4 separate regions of the Mus musculus genome follow, and all the other regions are linked to region 1. A link is a loop called in an ENCODE intact Hi-C map of the cell type or tissue named here. Cell type or tissue: heart. All regions are shown on one strand.

The links. Hi-C counts contacts between places; a loop is a spot of excess contacts. Peaks named below come from ENCODE experiments on the same cell type or tissue, not always from the same donor. Only the 100,000 strongest peaks of a DNase experiment are listed, where the experiment ranks them.
Region 2: it touches region 1 in a loop (2.8-fold over the local background); 4 of 42 quality-filtered maps call a loop at or near these places.
Region 3: it touches region 1 in a loop (2.8-fold over the local background); 6 of 42 quality-filtered maps call a loop at or near these places.
Region 4: a loop joins it to region 1, with 2.7 times the contacts of the local background. A loop is called at or near these places in 2 of 42 quality-filtered maps.

What each region holds. Positions count from the first base shown.
Region 1 is chr5:73,851,497-73,856,496 of GRCm38, forward strand. No RefSeq gene overlaps it. Among named protein-coding and RNA genes, the nearest start is that of Gm34960, 49 kb to the left of the region's middle. In heart, a CTCF peak has its summit at 2,693 (motif pointing right); a DNase peak (open chromatin) is centred at 2,735; H3K4me3 peaks cover 521 bases; H3K27ac peaks cover 658 bases; H3K27me3 peaks cover 372 bases.
Region 2 is chr5:74,086,867-74,091,866 of GRCm38, forward strand. No RefSeq gene overlaps it. Among named protein-coding and RNA genes, the nearest start is that of Dancr, 3.7 kb to the right of the region's middle. In heart, a CTCF peak has its summit at 2,587 (motif pointing left); no DNase peak of the experiment used is centred here.
Region 3 is chr5:73,991,069-73,996,068 of GRCm38, forward strand. No RefSeq gene overlaps it. Among named protein-coding and RNA genes, the nearest start is that of Usp46os1, 20 kb to the right of the region's middle. In heart, a CTCF peak has its summit at 2,646 (motif pointing right); no DNase peak of the experiment used is centred here; H3K27ac peaks cover 543 bases.
Region 4 is chr5:74,173,469-74,178,468 of GRCm38, forward strand. No RefSeq gene overlaps it. Among named protein-coding and RNA genes, the nearest start is that of Gm32002, 14 kb to the left of the region's middle. In heart, a CTCF peak has its summit at 2,309; a DNase peak (open chromatin) is centred at 2,283; H3K4me3 peaks cover 297 bases; H3K27ac peaks cover 2,932 bases.

The DNA of each region.
Region 1 (5,000 bases):
ATACACACATATACATACACATCACACACATATACATATACATCATACACACACAGAGACACACACATATACATACACATTACACACACATATATATACATACACCACACACCACACATATTCAGTGCAAAATGGCAGACCCCCTCTGTCAACAGGGCTTCTCCTTCTCTGACCTTGCCTGGGGCGCTTGCTTACAGATTCAGCTTCCTTTCTCCAGATAAGAACCCATTCAGGGAGCGCCTGGAATTCCTAGAGTGCCTCCTCATGCTAATGAGGCATCTCAGCACCTCAGCCTTCAACCAATGAGCTTTGCCCACCCTGGATAGTCCTACCTGCTTCCCCAGGACTATATAACCTTTGATTCACCTCAATTAAAGTTGATCTATCTCCCCAAAGATGAGCCTGGAATGACATCATTTTTATTAGTAGTCTTGGGTCATCTGAAACCCTGTTTGTTATCCTGGGGAAAAGGGTCTCTCTCTCTCTCTCTCTCTCTCTCTCTCTCTCTCTCTCTCTCTCCTCTCTCCTCTCTCCTAAGAGTCTCTCTCTCTCTCCTCTCATTTCTCCTCTCTCCTTTCTCCTCTCTCCTCTCTCCTCTCTCCTCTCTCTCTCTCTCTCTCTCTCTCTCTCTCTTTCTCTCTCTCTCTCTCTCTCTCTCTTTCTCTCCTCTCTCCTCTCTCCTAAGAGTCTCTCTCTCTCTCCTCTCTCCTTCCCTTTCTCCTCTCTCCTTTCTCCTCTCTCCTCTCTCCTCTCTCCTCTCTCTCTCTCTCTCTCTCTCTCTCTCTCTCTCTCACACACACACACAGGTTTAAAAGAAGAATGCTATATCTAATTTTTATGATATGCTCATGTTTTTATTCTTTTTTTTTCTTGTTTTGGTTTTTCGAGACAGGGTTCCTCTGTGTAGCCCTGGCTGTCCTGGAACTCACTCTGTAGACCAGGCTGGCCTCGAACTCAGAAATCCGCCTGCCTCTGCCTCCTGAGTGCTGGGATTAAAGGTGTGCGTCACCACGCCTGGCACTTGTTTTTTATTCTTAAAGGAACACAGTAATGAACATCCAATTGCCTTCCATAAAGGTCCCATTAAGAGACCAACAGGCATAGAAATCCTAATGGTGTGTGCACCATATCTTGTGTAGTAAATGCCTAAAGAAATAGAGGAGGTTGTAGGAGCTTAGGAAGAAGAAAGCAAAACACAGGTTCAGAAGTAATGGCTCACGATAATCATCCTTAGCACCAATAAACTAAGACCCTACAACTTGGAGGCCCAGGAAGATAGCTTTACCTCTTACTTCAGTTTTACTTCAGCCCAGTGGGAGGCATCCCTGAGCTGGGTCCTGCGGGTGTCACCACAATTTAGGGAAGAGGGAAAGGGATTCCAGTCAGGGAACAGGTGTGGATGCTGGGACACCTGACACATGACCCTTAGGAATGCCAAAAGGCCTTGGTGTGGCTGAAATGCACACCATCCCTTATTGGCTTATTTTAGGGGTTTGGGCTTTGCCAGGACAACTGAGGAGGAGTCATTGGAGGGCTTCCAAATAGGCAACAGTCATGATCAGATTCGAGTTTTAGAAAGATGGTCTGGCTGCTGCCTGGGAAATGAACATCAGTGGTTGAAATGAATATCAGTGGTTGCTGATCGGAGACAGGAAGACCTTACCTTGAACACGTCTGGATTTGTGCCGATCCAGAGTGAGTACATGGTAAACTGGGCAGCAAGTGTCTGCTCTCCTGAGACTCTCATTCTGGTGGGTGAAGGAATTAAGTGGCCAGGTACTCAGAGGTTGTGACGACCTTCATTCAGGTGAGGACTCGAGTTTTAGTCCCTGTGCCTCTTGAAGTGTGCATGTGAAGAGCTCCTGACCTATGTGTGATCCTCATGATGCTGTTCTGTCCCCCTGCCCACCAGAGTTTGACTGTCGTTCAGTTGGCCTCTAGTCCACTGTATGTATACGGTGCAGCAAAGCCAAACTGCAGTGTGATTCTACCTGCTTACTCTCTTCTTTCTCCAATGGGACGTTTTGTGGCACCTTTCCCTGGAGAGCTGGAGAAATGGCATGGGTTAGTCGGGACTTTATTAACAAATAGGCTTTGTGTTACAATGGGTTTTGCCAAATTATGTGAATTATGTGAGTGTTCAGGACATATTCAAGGTGAACCGGGAGGAACTCGTTGGAGGGTTTTGCCTGTGCAGTCAATACTTTCTTGGCATCTGGTTCCACCTTCTGATGGGTTTAATGGGAACATAACGTCATAGTAAATCTCTCCCATAACTCCAAAGTGCATGTCTGGACTCTTGTGTGTGTTTAGATGGACTAACTGGCTCAATAGAAATGGATATTAAGTAACACGATTTTGTTTCCTTATTTAAAAAAAAAAAAAAACTAATGGAATGAGAGTGCTTCATAAGAAAATCCTATAGCTTTTGCTGCCAGACACTTTGTTTCTCCCTCACAGAGCCACTGCTCGGGAGCTATCCTTTCATTTCCATGTTGAGAGGAAAAATGGAGAAGCCAGGGAACCAGCGCCGTTTGGAAAATGCTCGCCACAACATCAGGACCCAAGTTCCATCCAGCGGCGTATACATACATATGGGTGTGGTGACACCGTCTTTCCATGGTACCAGGGAAGCAAAGACAGGCAGGTTCCTGGAGCTCGCTGCCAGTCTGCTTAGCCTACCCTGTCTTGAACAGCAGGGGGCAGCAAGAGACAAAGAATACAACGCTGAACTGGGCTTCCCCAGCCCCCATCCTTGTTTGGCTTAGAAGAGTATGAAGTGGGGAGAGGCCGGTGGAGGAGTAGGAACCGAATCCAAGCCACAGAATCTCAATTCACAAAGATAAGTGGATGCAGGCCTTGCTGGAGCAAGATTTACTGAAGACAATAGCCAGACTTGAGTTTCACTGAAGAAGCCGCCCTGTGGAATCCTTAACGAAAACCTGGCTCTCTTCGGTGGCATCCACCGCATTGAGAAATAGCTCCGTAAATGAGACAACCGAATGTAGTTCTCTTTGAATAAAATTCGGTGACCTGAAGTTATTCTGCTATGAGTGGGAAGCATGAGTCTCAGAAGCTAGAGGTACCCGGGCATCTGGGGTGCCTGGCATCCAGCACTGTACCTCTCTGGACTCAGCTGATCAGACCAGGCCATATGTAAAATACTGGGTCCGGAGGGGAGTGGTCGTAGACAGAGTCTCACATGTCTCTAGAATCCTTGTGATGCGTGAAAATCTGAGCCTTAATGCAGGATTTTCCGAGCTAAAGAAAACTTAATCAGGAAACGGATGGGTTTGTTGCCAAATGTTTCTATGGCGTCCTGGAGTTAAATGGTGAAATTAGAAGTCCTGGCATAGCTTTGAGGATCCTGTGATGGCCTGAGCATTTCGGCTAGGCGTGAGTGTGGAAGCAGCTAGGGGATGGCGCCAGTCCCGTTCCGATTTTGAATAGTTGTCGCACTATGGAATAAAGCCACAGTGTGTTTGTTGCACTCAGATTTCCACTAGGATTTCTTCCTTCAGTCTCCCCAAGCTTTGGCTTTCTCATCGGTAAAATAATGTATTTAATAGGGATCTGGGGTGGATGGGAAATGATACACCTGGGGACGCTGAGATGCAACTGTGGTCCAGATGGAGCTGGAAGCTCCTCTCTCCGGCTCCCGGGAAGTCCCACGGGGTTTACTCAGACCTCCCGGAGTTTTCCAGGCGTCCCGCCAACTCTTGAAACACAATAGATAAATTTTTTACTTATAAGTTGCTATAAGTCTTCTCTCAAGTGAGATGTACTTAAAAGTGCAGTGTGCTCGACTTTGAAACTGTCTTAGCAATCATGGACAGCGCTAGGTCTTTCACAGGTGGTTGTAGCATGGCTGGAGAGAAACAGGCTTTAGAGCCGGCCAGTGACTCCTCAGCCTACAATGACAGGGCCAGTCCCGACTGTATCGAGGCTTTCTTTTAGAAATCTGGTACCAACTTCACAAATCCTAGTGGGAGAGGCAGGGTCAGGGACATCAAGAAAGTTGCAGTACAGGCTTGTTGTAGAATATTTGCATATTTACTGTTTCCAGTGCACCTCACTTTGAATCGGATACAGATTTGCTCAGGATATAAAGTCAGCTTCCACACCAGATCGGTCGGGTTAGATAACTGCAAATGTCACTCTGTTTTTTTTTTTTTCTTGGCGTGCAAATGGTTATTAGTGTGAGGTCTGTATTATGACTCTGAAAAAGCTTCTGAACGGAGTTTTGGTATTTTGGTTTTACATTGGTAACAATCTTTTTTGGCTTAATCAAAGCTTTTGGGTGAGGGGTGGCATTCATTACATCACTCTGAAACTCTGGCTGGCGTGCAACTCACTGTGTAGACCTGGCTAGTCTTGAACTTGTGGAAATCTGTCTGCTTCTGCCTTGTAAGTGCCGGGATTAAACTCTGACCTCACCAGGCTCAAGGTCATTTTTCTTTGCATTCAGATGTTTAATAAATTTTATCCTCTTTTGGGGAGGCCATCATAGCTCAGGTAATTGTTAACCTCTATAGCTACATGGACAAAACCCAAGCAGACACAAACCAGTGTCCTAAAGAAGGGCCCTCCTATTTCCTGACGAGTCCACAAAGCTATAAAAACACTCCACTGCAGCAGCAAACACCTGTTGACCTGGGACTCTCAATAAAGTGTGTTTGGTCGGTGTTTAGCCATGGAATTTGCACTTTCTGATTGGCATCAGACTGTATTCACTTACAGCTCCTCATCCAGTCAGCAGACACCCAGGCACCATGTTGAGATGGCTTCATAACTGTGGCGATCCTCATAGGCTCACATATTTGATTGCTTGGTCCTTAGGGAGTGGTGTTACTTGACAAGAATTAGGGGGTGTGGCCTTGATGGAGTAGGTGTGGCCTAGTTAGACGAAGTATGTTGCTGGATGTAAGCTTTGGGGGCCAGCAGATCTGGGTATAGAACTCTCGCTCCTCCAGCACCATGTCTATCTGCACACTACCATG
Region 2 (5,000 bases), 240 kb after region 1:
GCTAGGAAATAGGAAAACATGATCAACAAAGAAATAGCAGAAGAAACTGTAAAACAAGTATGGGTCAAAGGTCATTTTGCAGGACCATCCAATTTCCATAACAGATCAGGAACTGAATAAGGACAGACAGATGCTATAAGAGACTTAAGCGCGCGCATACCAGATGCTATACTGTCTTGTTTAGAGTTTCTCCCTGTCCCTCTCCTCTCCCTCCTCTCCCTTCTCCTTCTCTCTCTCCCTCCCCTTTCTCGTCTTTTCACTCCCCCTCTCTTCCCCCTCTCTTATTGTTTTGAGGCAGGATCTCACTATGTATAGCCCTGGCTGGCCTGGAACTCCCAACGTAGACCAGACGGTCTTCAAACTCATAGCAATCCACCTGCCTCTACTTCCCAAGTACTGGGATTAAAGGCATGCACCACCATGTCTGGCTTTTAGTTTATATTTTAGCTCAAAGAAAGTCACTATAAAAGACAAATTTGAATCCCCAAATAGAGGCGATAGGTAGGTGCTCTCCAGGCCCCACCCCTTCTGAGGAATCTTTGGCCAATGACAGTGCTTAGAGAGGGATATGCCCACTGGTAGGATTCTCATGCTGCAGCCGATGGCCCCACACCCGTGGACAACACTAATTGCTCTTAGTGAAGTCTGTTTGTTTGTTTGGTTGGTTTGTTTTGTTTTTTAGACATGAAGTTGGAAGAACTTCTTGAGGCTGTTGCGGGGAAATTAGAAGGGACAATAGCAATAAATATAGTATTTTACTATATACATGTATGAAACTCAAAACTAAAGGAAAAAATTAAAGACAACTGAGATCTTCAAATTCAGGGAGTTTTGCAAAAACTGGAGTGAAGATGAGGTGGGTACCAGATGAAACAGAATTGGCAAAAATATTGATATTTGCTGAGGCTTGTTATATTCTCTTACTTAGAGGGATGCATGGCGTTTTCAAAGATTAGAAGCTGTTTTAGTTATACTACTGCATAACCCCACTCTCCATCCACATCAGGCTAATGAGGTCAGGAGAGCCAAGGAGGAATGGAAGTCATTGCTTAGGATTAGCGATTCCCTTTCAGGGACTTGGTATAAACCTCCTTCAGACAGTTGTTGTTATTTTCCTTTTTCCTAGGATCCATGTCTTATTTTCTTTTTTTTATTATTATTATTATTTTTTATTAGGTATTTTCTTCATTTACATTTCCAATGCTATCCCAAAAGTCCCCCATACCCCCCCCCCACTCCCCTACCTACCCACTCCCACTTCTTGGCCCTGGCGTTCCCCTGTACTGAGGCAGATAAAGTTTGCAAGACCAATGGGCCTCTCTTTCCACTAATGACCGACTAGGCCATCTTCTGATACATATGCAGCTAGAGACACGAGCTCCGGGGGTACTGGTTAATTCATATTGTTGTTCCATCTATAGGGTTGCAGATCCCTTTAGCTCCTTGGGTACTTTTTCTAGCTCCTCCATTGGGGGCCCTGTGATCCATCCAATAGCTGACTGTGAGCATCCACTTCTGTGTTTTGCTAGGCCCCGGCATAGCCTCACAAGAGACAGCTATATCAGGGTCCTTTCAGCAAAATCTTGCTAGTGTATGCAATGGTGTCCCGGCATATATCCAGAAGATGTTCCAACCAGTAACAAGGACACATGCTCCACTATGTTCATAGCAGCCTTATTTATAATAGCCAGAAGCTGGAAAGAACCCAGATGCCCCTCAACAGAGGAATGGACACAGATAATGTGGTACATTTACACAATGGAGTACTACTCAGTTATTAAAAAGAATGAATTTATGAAATTCCTAGGCAAATGGATGATCTGGAGGGCATCATCCTGACTGAGGTAACCCAATCACAAAAGAACTCACATGATATATACTCACTGTTAAGTGGATATTAGCTCAGAAACTTATAATACCCAAGATATAAGATACGATTTGCAAAACACATGAAACTCAAGAAGAACAAAGACCAAAGTGTGGACACTTTGCCCCTTCTTAGAATTGGGAACAAAACACCCATGGAAGGAGTTACAGAGACACAGTTTGGAGCTGAGACGAAAGGATGGACCATCTAGAGACTGCCATACCCAGGGATCCATCTCATAATCAGCCCCCAAATGCTGACACCATTGCATACACTAGCAAGAATTTTCATATCTTGTTTTCTTAAAGATCCTGTCTTAGTTACTTTTCTATGGCTGCAACAAGACACCATGGCCAATGCAACTTATAAAAGAAAGCATTTAATTTGGAAGCTCACGGTTCAGCCGTCATGGAAGGCAGCTTGCCGGTAAGTACACATGCATGACACTGGAGAAATAACTGAAAGCTAGTGTTGAGACAACAAGCACAAGGCAAAGAAACAGTCCAGGGGAATTTTGTGGGCTTCTGGGACCTCAAAACCACAAAGCCCTCAGTGACACACCTCCTCCAACAAGGCCACACCTCCTAATCCTTCCCAAACAGTTCTACCAACTGGTGATCAAGCATTCAAACAAGGGTCTATGGCAGCCATTCTCATTCAACCCACTACAGCCCCCTAAAAGAACCACCTATAATCAGATTTGGTGCCCTCTTCTGGCCTGCTATATACTAAATAAATAAATAAATAAATAAACCTAAAAATCAAAACAAGAACAAAACCAAAGTGGTATCAGAGTCAGTATTTCAGGTTCCTCACAGTTGCGCTGGAGAGAAAGGCCTAGTTAGCAAGCACACGCTTTTATAGCCAAGCCTGGTGAGCCGACTTAGGTCCCTGAACCCCAAAGTGGAAGAGGAGAGCCAACTCCCCAGAGTTGCCCTGTCTGACACCCACAAGTCCACTGTAGCTCTCCCCCTTCCCAATAAAATCAATTTCCCTTATCTAACTAATCAGACTGCATTTGTAAATATAGAGGTCAATGCTAAAAGACATGTACAATAGATTAGTTATTAGAGGCCCTCTGGCTTTCATCACCTATAAAGCTAACTTGGCTCAGAGCAGGGAGGTTAATAAACACCACACAGAATTCTCCTGGCCAGCATTCTTTCAAAGCCCAGCTTTACCTCCGAGCTTAGGCCCTTTTGTAGTAATTCTAAAAGTGGTATTCGCAAATTTATGTTTTAAAAGTATTAGAGACCGGACAGATGTTTGTTTGGCATTTCCTATGTAATGCTAAGTTCTGCTAGAGTCAAAATTTAGGGACACTTAGGAATTTTTTTAAATAGTGTTTTTATAAGTGTCCAAACTATGTTCAGTATTTGAGAACCGAGCAACTGGTGTGTTAAAGATGCAGAGTACCAGGCTCCCCCAGAGAGCATTTAAAGTCACTCTCCAGGACTTGAGAAATGGCTCAGCACTTAAGAGTACTGTTTGCTCTTCTAGAAAACCCAAGGTGCCACCCAGCAGCCATCTGGTAATCTGATACCCTCTCTGGCCTCCTGGCCATCAGGCACACTCATGGTACACAGACTGACAAGCAGGCAAAATGCCCCCACATAAAAAATAAAAATAAATCTTTTTTTTTTTTCCTGTTTAACCACTGTCTGGTAATATGGTCTGGAACTCTGTTTGGTTTTTTTTGTTTGTTTGTTTGTTTTGTTTTTGTTTTTGTGTTTTTGTTTTTTTGAGACAGGGTTTCTCTGTATAGCCCTGGCTGTCCTGGAACTCACTCTGTAGACCAGGCTAGCCTTGAACTCAGAAATCTGCCTGCCTCTGCCTCCCAAGTACTGGGATTAAAGGCGTGCGCCACCATGCCCGGCATTGTTTTTGGTTTTTCGAGACAGGGTTTCTCTGTAGTCTTGGCTGTCCTGGAACTCACTTTGTAGACCAGGCTGGCCTCGAACTCAGAAATCCACCTGTCTCTGCCTCCCAAGTGCTGGGATTAAAGGCGTGCGCCACCACCGCCCGGCAGCCTGGAACTCTGGACCTCTAGCAAGTAGACCAGGGGATTCATTTCTTGCACTAAAGTTTAACAGTCAAACCTTCAAGAACATGACATTTCTCTCAAGTTTATGTGAAAAACAAAAATAATAACAGCATAAATAAATAAATAATCAGTCAAACCCTATAAGAGGCAAACTTCTGAGGAATGGTCTGGTCTCTAGAGTTAAAAACTAGAGTGTGGTTGTCTGTGTCTGCCTGTAATCCCTGCAAGCAGGAAGATCAGGGGGTCAAGGCTAGCTGTGGCTACATTCGAGGGATTCAAAGTTACCCAGGACTACAGGATCCAGATAACAGACTACACAAAGTCGGAAGAATGGCTAAACAGATTGCTGTTCCTTATAAGACATGTTGCATGACACAACATGAAAAAAGCTTAAAAGCAAGTTTCAAATGAAGAAAATCTAGTTTTAAAAGAACCAAGTATGACCTGGCAGTGGTGGGGGCACGCCTTTAATCTCAGCACTCAGGAGGCCAAGGCAGAAGGATCTCTGTGAGTTCAAGGACAGCCTGGTCTAAAAAGCAAGTTTCAGGACAGTCAGGATTACACAGAGAAACCCTATCTCAAAATAACAACAACAAAAAAGGTCACATGTGTGATTCCATGCCTACAAAAAATCTAGAAGAGACGGTTTCCAATTTAAAAAAAAAATGTATTATTATTTACTGTTATGTGTGTGTGTTTGTGTGAACTTGTTGTTGTCCAAAGGGGACTGTGGAGCTGGAGCCTGGCGTTGCAGGTAGTGGGTGCGAGGAACCGCAAGAGAAGCAAGTGCTCTTAACTGCTGAGCCATCTCTCCAGCCCCATGGGGCTTCTTTTTCCAATAAGACGCTGACTGCAAAATGATCTGGGAGTAGACAATGGAGATGATTATAAAACCTTGAGGAATATTTAAAAACACCGATTTGTACACTTAAAAGGGTGACCTATAACACTTGGGTTCAATCTCAAAAAGTTATCTAAAAAGTCAAAGCAAGTTGACAAAGCAGGTCATCATTTTTTTTATCTAGACTAAAAGTGGCTGTAAAGAAACACAGGCGAGCATGATGAATAGACTTAGAGTCCTTATTCAAA
Region 3 (5,000 bases), 140 kb after region 1:
TATTCCTTCTCACCATTACTTGCCCTCTTAAGTGTCTGTTTTCAGCAAACCATCAGATGCCCCCTCACAAGACAGTGTCCAGGAAAAACATCACATGACACAGCTGAGTTGTTAAAGAGTCCAGAAATTTCCACTTCACCCAGCCTCACGAGCTCTTACAATGTTTCCTCCTCCTTTTCCACAGGGTTCCCTGAGCCCTGAAGGGAGGGGTCAGATGAAGTGTCCCAAGGTCTCACTCTCTGCACATTGTCCAGTTGTGTGGCCCATCCTTTTGAAAAAATTTTCAGAAAAGTAAGGGGTAATGGCAAAGTTAACAGACCTAAAAGAAGGACCTGTTTTATGCAAAAGTGTCCCACTTATACAAACATATGTAAGAACCATATTCATAACTATTTTCATTTTAATTTTTCCAATGTACATCACCACTTCCATTCACTGCAGCAGAGCTTAGGAGAGATGAGAGATCAAGTGGTCCGCCCTCTAGAGCTGCCTGTCGTTTGGATCACGTTCACACCTCCTGCGTTCATCTGAACAGGGCTGGTGAAGCCTGAGGAGTTGAGGCTCAATATCGGGTGACTTTCCAGTCCTCTCTGATCATCTTTTCATTGTGCAGGAAGGTAGGCCTGTGCTCCTGTGTGCTGCTATAACTTCCTAGCAGGATGGACGATAGGGGAGAAGCACGTATGCTCTCAGACTATTGGGGGAAAAAAATGGACCAAGGAACTAAATTCCATCCCCCGCCGCCAGGAGCCCTGTGCTGGGGAAAAAGAATGGCTGAAGTCCCAAGCCCAGGGGGAAGTCATGTCCTTAGAACCTCACACAGCTCTGACAGCTTAGCAGGGCTAAGACAATGATGGCAGGACCTCATTTGGACTATGACTGCCTGTGTACGCATGCCTCCTGCATACATTAAGCATACCCATTAACTCAGCATGCTGGGAGGGAGACTTGGGGGTCACTAGACTCCTTTCTTTGTTCTTTTTCCAGGTCTAGCCACACATGAGTAAGTCCCCTTTCTCTCCTTTTCACTCTCAGCTCTTTTACGAACATGGTGGGAACTGATGTTGGAGCAGAGCTTGTTGAATCTTTCAGAGCATGGCTCTGACCCTAACAGGAGCTTCAGTAACTGTGGGTCCAGCCTCCTTCCATAGTCTGCTCTTTTGTTCAATGAGAGTCTGCGTTTTTAATTCTCCCATAATAAGAAAGTTTTCTTAGACATAAAATATGTCTGCCTTCCCTGAAGTTTCTTTCTAAGATAAATTCCATGAGGCTGCTTCCACTGAGTGTTCAATGTGACAAAAGCCACTCAGTAGTCACGCTTCGGAAGAAGAGCGAGTTCTTTCTCCGCATCCCTTCAGCTCGGCTTCGCAAGTCTTCTTTAGTGGCGATTCTCACACTTCCACTGTTTGCTTCTTCACAGTTCCTCTTCCCAGAATGTCACAGCAGACTTCTTGTCCGATGCCTCACTCCCTCACTGTGTCTGCTCCTGGACTTAGGAGGCTCATGTAGTCAGCATCTTTTTACATGGTTTAGACTTGGGCGTCAGCAGATGCAACGACAAACATCTCTGGCAAAAAATAATCTAGGACGGTTCCAAAGTGCGCACCAACTTGCCAGAAATTCTTCAACAGCAAATAGGTGCTTCTGTACCGTTTTACGAAAGTGTGTGTGCATCAGTGCACAGGTCCATGTCTATGTGTGTTCAATGTGTGTACCCATGTGTGTGTATGCGCACATGTATGCATCTGTGTGCATGTGCATGTTTATGTGTGTGTACTCATGTCTGTGTACATATGTATGCATACATGTGTGTGCATGTCTACGTGTGTGTACTTGTGTCCCATGTATGTACCCATGTGTGTGTGCACACATGTATGCATCTGTGTGCATGTGCATGTTTATGTGTCTGTATTCGCATGTGTGTGTGCATGTGTGGAGGGCAGAAGACAACTCAGAACAGTCAGTTCTCTCCTATCGTATGGGTCCTGGGGATCTAACTAGGGTTGCAAGGCTGGGAGGTAAGCACTTCTACCCCGTAAGCAATCACACCGGCTCATCTTGTAATTTTTGTCAGCCAAGCTCCATAGGTTGTTAAGCATTGAGTCAAATGTCGATCAGTAAAAGCCAGCTATTGGCCTTGGGCAGGACACTAGGATTGAAGTTGTGCTATGTCCCCTTACATGCTTACTTTGGGCTGTTTGTCAACACTCCCTAAAATAGGAGGGTGGCTCCTTGGTCTTTGATGTAAGCCCTTCCATCCATTTCATATGTTCTCTCCTTCCTTCCTCCCCTCCTTCCCCCATCAGGAGGTTTTTCTTTGTAGCATTAACATGTTCAATGAGAGTGGCATCAATGTCTCTCTCAGGTCCCTTAATGCAGACCCATCAGGATCATGCATGTGTTTCGCTCAACCGCTTTTTGAGACACAAGATTTGAGAGACAAGCAGGTCACTGACTTCAAGAGCCCACTTTCTCCGAAAGGGCCTCTTGCTTTATTCTGCAGAAAGATGAGAGTGCTCTGACTTCACCTTTGGCTTGCTTTCACAACAGCAGCTCTTGGTTTGATGTTCTAGTTTAGGGTTTTGTTTAGTAGAAAACTGTGCCACTGAGCTCTTCTGAGAAAGCTCCAGGGGGTGTTTTAGGCCATTCTCACTAGAGGGCACCACACTCTACTATTGTGTCCTGGGTCAACTCTACACCCAGGGCGTGTACTTGGTCTAAGTCTAAGCTTAGGGTTGTGGAAAACTTTTGAGTGTACATAATAACATCCAGAGAGACTAGGACCATCTCAATTAAGGCTGAGTGGGCTTTCTGGACTTCCGTTGGGAAGGCTCTCAAGTCCCGCTTCAGGGTTCACCCTCAAGTTGGGGATTCTGGTGCTTCAGCAAATTCAAAGGCTCTGGAGACACAGCTGAGCCACAGGGACTTCAAGAGGCTCAAGCCAATGTGCTTTCCAGAAACTTCTATAACTCTGCTCTTTTGATAAGGGAGAGAAGCCTAAAGTCATTGTTTACTCGAAGTTGGAAGACTTGGCATACAGACCAATGCAACCGACCCCTCAGAGAAAATCGCTCTATTCTGCGGTCATTTTTTTCCTTCCCGCTCTTAGACCAGCAAGGCTCAGAACGTGACTTACATCTCCTTTCGCTAGACTACCCACACAATTACGGTATTAAGCTGAGTCCAGTGCAGCTGCAGCTGGGGCCATGCGTTATGCAGAACCCTGGGCATCTACTAAAGGGGTCTTGGAGCTCAAACAGCCCGAGCCTCCGGCTGGGACTGTGGAGGAGGACAACAATAGCTTTTCAGGATCCCGCACCATTAGGAAGTGGAGTGGTTCTCTGTATATCTTGATATCTGGGTCAGATGCAAGAGGAGACAGAGTGAGAATTGGTAAAACAGCATCCCTCCTCACTCAGACTCCGGGAGCAACGCTAGCTAGCATTTTACCATTTACACCTCGACCTTGTTCTTGCCTGCATCTAGAGAAAATTATGAAGTAGACATGTTTCTTGTCTGACTTCCTCATAGTCACAGCATGACCTCGTCCAAGGCTGCTGTTCTGTGAGATTGCTTGTGGCAGGCAAGGAGACCCATGGCTTAGCTCTGAGCAGCAGGCCAGCTCCTGTCAACATCCAAAGAGAAGCTTTCTCAGGCTAGCTCCTGTCTGTCTCAAAAGATCTTCCCTTACTGGCCTGTGTAGTCTTTCTGCCTAGTTCTCATAAGAAAGGTCTCTGCATGTTAGAGTTCGTCTCCACATGGAGAATTGCTGCTGATCCACACAGAAGTGTGTGTGTGTGTGTGTGTGTGTGTGTGTGTGTGTGTGTGTGTGTGTGTGTGGTGTATATGTGGGGGCTGGGGATGGGTGTATATGTGGGGTGTGTGTGGTGTGTATATTTGGTGTGAGGTGTGTGTGTGGGGGGTGTATATGTGGGGGTGGGGGTGTGTATATGTGGTGTGAGGTGTATGTGGTATGTGTGTGGTGTATATATGTGGTGTGTGTGGGGTGTGGGGGTGTATATATGGTGTGGGGGTGTATATGTGGTGTGGGGGCTATGTTTGTGTGGTGTATATGTGGTATGTGTATGTGTGATTGTGTGGTGTGTATATGTGGTGTGTATGTGTATATGGTGTGTGTGTGTGTGGTGTGTATGGCATGTGTGTGAATGTGTGGTGTGTGTACATGTGTGTATATGACATGTATGTGTGAATGTGTGGTGTGTGTATATATGTGTGAGATATGTGTATATGGTATGTGTGTGTGTGAATGTGTGGTGTGTGTGCAGATGCCAGAGATTCTTAGGGCTTGACTTCTTTGAATGGCTTAACTGTCACATCATTTTGTCACTTTACAGCTGTGTTTTATGGCCTTTAAGTATCTGTATCCTGGGTCCCGTATGACTTTTCAGGACAGGGATGGGATCTAGCTCAGTAGTGCAGTAACAGCCTATGATGCATAGGATCAGAGTTTGATCCTGGTCTCTTAAAGGTGTGGGCACCATAGCCAAATTGTGGCAGGGTTCCCCAAGGCTAGAAGCTAAGCCTTAATGAGTCTTAACTTATTCCCAAATCCTTCTCCAAACCTATGCCTTTATTCTCCTGCTATCTACACAGGCCCTCACCCCAGGACAGGTTCTTCAGAATGTTCCTTCTTCAGAGCCATCATAGGCTTCACAGATGTGTCTACTAAAATCCCACCTTTTGAGTAAACATCCAAAGCAAAGTCTTCTGAGTCCAACCAGGCGCGCTCTCTCTCTCCCTCTCTCTCTCTCACACACACACACATACCATACACACTCTCCACACACAGCTGGAGAATGAACTCTACTATGTATAGTCCAAGCATTCCGCATGCCTCCACTTGGCCCCATCCATCCTTCAATTCTTCTGGTGGTCATTTTTAGTTGGTTGGCACATGGATTCTCTCCAGCAAGAACCATTACGATAGCCTCTAGAATGTGATTGGCTGAATATGTAGACATGGTGGTTTTAATTGTTGG
Region 4 (5,000 bases), 320 kb after region 1:
GAAATGCTATCAGTTCCTGGATCAGCTCCATTCTCTTAAAAATCACGTTTGGATATTCCTCCTCTTAAATTGCATCCTCTGGAGAGGAGCTCTCTGTTCACAGAGCGGTTAGCACTGCGTTGAACGAAGAAGAGTGCTATGGGGTTTGTGGGTGCTTGGTCAGAGACATCCTTCATGCATGGGTCTGCTGACTTTGGAGAGGACACTATTTAGCATGGGCCTATTTAGACAACACAATGCGCGGCCTTAGTCTGGCGTGGAAAGCGGGGTGGAGATGTTTCTGTTTCGCCCGTCTCTTGGAGATGGGACTGGTTACTACTTGGTTTCTCTCTGCGCCTGGCTATATCTAGCAAGGGTGGCAAAACCATACCAAAGAGGCTTAAAGTAAAGGTTAATTTGCATATTTTAAAATGAGCACCAAAATCATGGGAATCAAAGGCTGTGGGAGGAGCTAGAGAGCCCGGACACTGGTTACAGAGATCTTTCTGTTCCCACCTCTCTCCCGCCAAGTGCTCTGCAGCCCACCCCCTCGGCACATCGATCAGAATCTGGCCAGCCTATTTGAAAGACAACCTATTCTGAAAAAGTAGTGCATGTGTGAGATGCAGTTGCTCCCCCCAGCTGGGGTTTTCATTTCCATGGTTTCCGTTTCAACTTTTGTCTGAAAATGTTAGATGGAAAAATAGTCTCCCCAAATAAATAATTCATACATTTTACCACATTTATCATAACATGTTATAACCGTTTCTATTTTATTGTTAGCTGTTTTCATTAATCTCTTACTGTACATAATTTATAAACTAGATTTTATCTGGACACAAATATAGATAGGAAAACATAGTAAATATGGGATCTATATTACTATATCATTATAGCATATATATTCTATACTATATATTATAGTATTACCCCATAGTGCAGCACTGAGGGTCTGGAAATGTATTTCCCACACTGGGAAGGGGCTGTCACACCCTACTCCACACTGACAAGATACATTATAAATCAAAACATAATAAAAATGTCGTGCTTCACCAATGCCTGGGGACACAGCTTTTTCCTAGAGCCATTAGGTGTGGGTACCAAGTGACTCATTGACTACTGCCACCGTCTATGAGGGGACTTTGCTCCCTGCCCCTGGGCTGCCCTCCTCCCATTTGCTGCTGCTTTCGCTCATCTAAGGGATGCTAAGGTTTCATCTAGCCCCCTGCAAGTGAGAGCGCACACCCTCTCCACATCATCACCAGACAGCGCCTTTAGAGCTCTGGCGCAGCTCAGGAAGCATCTCATAGCAGACTGAGCCCAGATGGGAGCCCTGTAGTCCATAGAAGAGCTCATGCCAGCACACTTGAGCCCATGGGGGCTGACCCCACCAATGGTTATTGAGTTTGCATATGCCGTTCAAGTATCCTTGGGTCTTTTTAGAAGCCATTCCAAGATGAGTCGTGATTCATAGGTTACAGACACAGGCCAGCTTGCAGGAGCATTTGCCTATCGAACATGCTTATTCCAGTCTTTGGAAACACAGGATAAGCCGCCATAACTGCAAAGCCCTATCTACCATTTATCTGGCTTCTCTTTTTCTTTTTTAAGCTATTCTAAAAAATGATATCTTTTAGCACCCCCAGTGATGATCATTCTGGAATACAGTCATCCTCCACACCCAGCGGGCCTTGAGCTGTATAGTAATTTCAGGTAGGAACAACAATGGCACCCTAGAATATTATCCATCATTGCAGCAACGTCACAAAGGGAGAGAGTTATATCTCAGTTTCTCTCTACATAATGGGAAAAAGCAAGCTGCAGGCAAAGTTTTGAATGTTACTAAATTTGTTTGAAATGATCCAAAGGTTACCTGGGAGGCAGCTTTGCAATGACAAATATCAAAGGGATCATTTATATTCTCTTGTATTTGATGCGTCACTGGTGGAGAAACCAGTTATCAGTAACATCTCGAGACCTCCATCAGCCTCAGTGACCTTGTCTCTGAAATGGGCGTGCCATGAAGACCAAGCGACAGAAATGAAGGTCCTGGGAACAAGGCTGTCCACAGACACCCAATGCCCGATGCATGCTTATCCCTCACTGAGCCCAGTGTCACTCAGCCCCAAGCCGCGGAAACACATGGCTGTCGGGAAAAGAGCTGGCTGCCTTCCTTGTCTCTCTTTCCTTTTTCATTTTGTCTCCACAGAATGGGAGCGAGGGAGGGGGAGGCAGGTCTCCTGCCTCACAAAAGGCCAGTGTCTGTGGGCCTGCAATGTCTGGGAGGCCCATTAGGCTACAAGGCAGCCCTGCCAAGTTTACATATGGTTTTCATATCACCGGGCTTGTTGTTTTGACTCCTGTGAGCTCTCTCTGCAACAACGTCTCTGGAGGAAAGGAAGTGCAGGCAGACTGAAGGCCAGGGCTGCAATGGCAGAGGCATCTAAGGTACAAAGCAAATAAAATACCTCCGGGGCCGTGCATAGTCCCCGAGATCTGTCCCCTTGGGTTGCTACCTCCTTGCTTGCCTTCCAAGTCGTCCAGCATCTGGTACCTTCTGGCTTCCAGAAGACTCAGTCATGTCTGAGCTTTCTTCCCAGAGGAGGTCAGGGAGGCAGAAGAATTTGGCAGATGAACAAAAGCCATTAGCAGCGTCTGGTCTGATGTAGGTGGCAGCACTTGGGAGTCCACAGGCTCTGAGGAGCCAGTGTGGACTGGTCCTTCTGTTAGCTGCCCTTCAGTAGGTACACTCTAGCTTAGCTGGTGGGAAACGAAGGTGAGTTGAACAAACCGGTTCTTTCCAGGTCTTGCACAGAGTAGGCTTCCAGTGGAGTGTGGGTGCACAAGGTAGCTGCAACAGTAATGATAATGTATGGAATTGTAGTCATCTGTGTGCGTGTGCATGTGTGTGTGTGTGTGTGTGGGGTACATATATGCACAGCATACATGTGGAGGTCAGAAAACAACCTCAGGATGCTATTTACTTTGCCACCTTTAAAGGTATTTTAAAAATATCTATACATGGATAACATATTCAGATCCAATTCGCTGTCCTCTGATTCCTCGCCTCTCTCCCATACTTTTCCCTTTGAACTCTATGCTCTCTCTCTCTCTCCCTCTCTCTGTGTGTGTGTGTGTGTGTGTGTGTGTGTGTGTGTGTGTGTGTGTGTAATACCTACCTGCCTGATAATAATTTCCATTTGACAACTATTTCTTGGGAGCCAACCATACACCTAGCACTGTACTATTCCTGAGCAAAACCAGCAGGAGCAGCTGCCGATGATCACATCAGTATAGCATACACGGTGTTTATCTTCATCCGTTTGCTCGTTTGCCCCATGAAGGAAATGCTGTAATCACCCCACCCCCACCCCCATTCTTCAAACCAAGAAGCTGAACTCCAGAGAGGTTAAGCACACTTTTAATTGCGTTTTGTTTTGAGATAGGATCTTGCTATTCAGCTCAGTCTGATCTAGACCCGCCATCCTCCTGCCGTAGCTCTCTGAGCACTGTGATTACAGGTGTGAGCCAATCCAACTAGCGTTACACTTGCTCTAGATAACATTACCAGACTAGGAGCCACACTTTGAGCTGCTATATGTAAATGGAGCCAGAGTCAGGACAACATTGTGTACACCCTAACCGCAGCCTGAGTCTTCCACCGCAAGACTTTTGTTGTGCAAAGCTGTGTCTAACATTAATGAATGGTTTGTCCAGCTCTGGCTGGCTGGGCAATCCTGGCTATGAACCGAGCACCTTGCCAGGCTCTCAAACTGTGGTCCTTTGTGTTCACAGTTTTCCCTCCACTGACGCTTCCCCCAGGCCAAGCAAAGGGAAGGGATCTTCAGGTCTCTGGATCTTGATCTCAGATCACAGTCCCCCAGAGCCAGAGAGCCACTGGTCTCATAACCAAGACCCTATCTCTTCTATGACTTTAAGTCACCACTTCACAGTGACTCTTCTGCCTTGCTTCGCCTTACCATGTCTGTTCTGGATGTGGAAATCAAATGATTTTTGCTCACTGGGAAGGTTGCTCACTGGATGGATCCTTGAGCTTGAAAGTGACCAGCTGTAGGCTGTGGCGCCATTGTGAACAACTAGGAACGCATAGCAGCATCAAGCATGGGAAGTGACCAATGCCAAGCGCTCCAGAGACGCTGCACTTATCACTGATGTACTCCAAGGTGGCTGAGAAAGTCGGTGGAGATTGTAATGATGGAAGTGGTTGCTCTGTGTCACTGAGGACAAAACAGAAGTAGTCACAGATGCCAAGCCACACAAGGTAGATGAACAGAAAACCATATATCAGTGGCGCTTGACTTTCCTAATGCCATGATCCTTTAATACACAGTTCCTCATGCTGTCGTGAAGCCCAACTGTAAAATTATTTCATTGCCTCTTCATAACTGTAATTTTGGTACTGGGATGAATCGTAATATAAATATATGATATGCAGGATATCTGATATGCAACCCCCCAAAGGGTCATGACCTATGTATGGGTTGAGAACCACTGCCTTAGAGTGGAATAATGAAGGCCGTCTCAAGACAGCAGTATCAAAGGCACACACCTGGGTAAAGGTCTTGGCTAAGAAGCACGCCAAAGAATATCTTTCAAGAGATTATGTTGAGCATCAGGAAAGGCTCAAAGAGATGAAGGTCCTGTGAGTGACACAGTTTGGTAACCTTCAGTGATAAAGCCTCCGTAGATATAACTGCCACTCATGAAGGCAACCATAGCCTCTGAGTGACAGAAACATTGTGTAACTTCTCAGGCAGCCCAAGGTGGGCTCTTTGGTGGTGGATATTTGGTCAATGGTATTCACCTTGCTGGTTGGCAAATGTTTTAGCTGTTATGGTGGTCTTGGTGGCACCAATGACAAAGATAAGACAGGGTGGTAGAGGGGGTGACTGGACATGAGAATAATGGAGGTAACAATTATAAAATATTGATCTTAAAGTTTGTTTGATGAGGGGCTGGAAAGATGAATCAGAGGTTAAAAGTACTTGATGTTCTTGCAT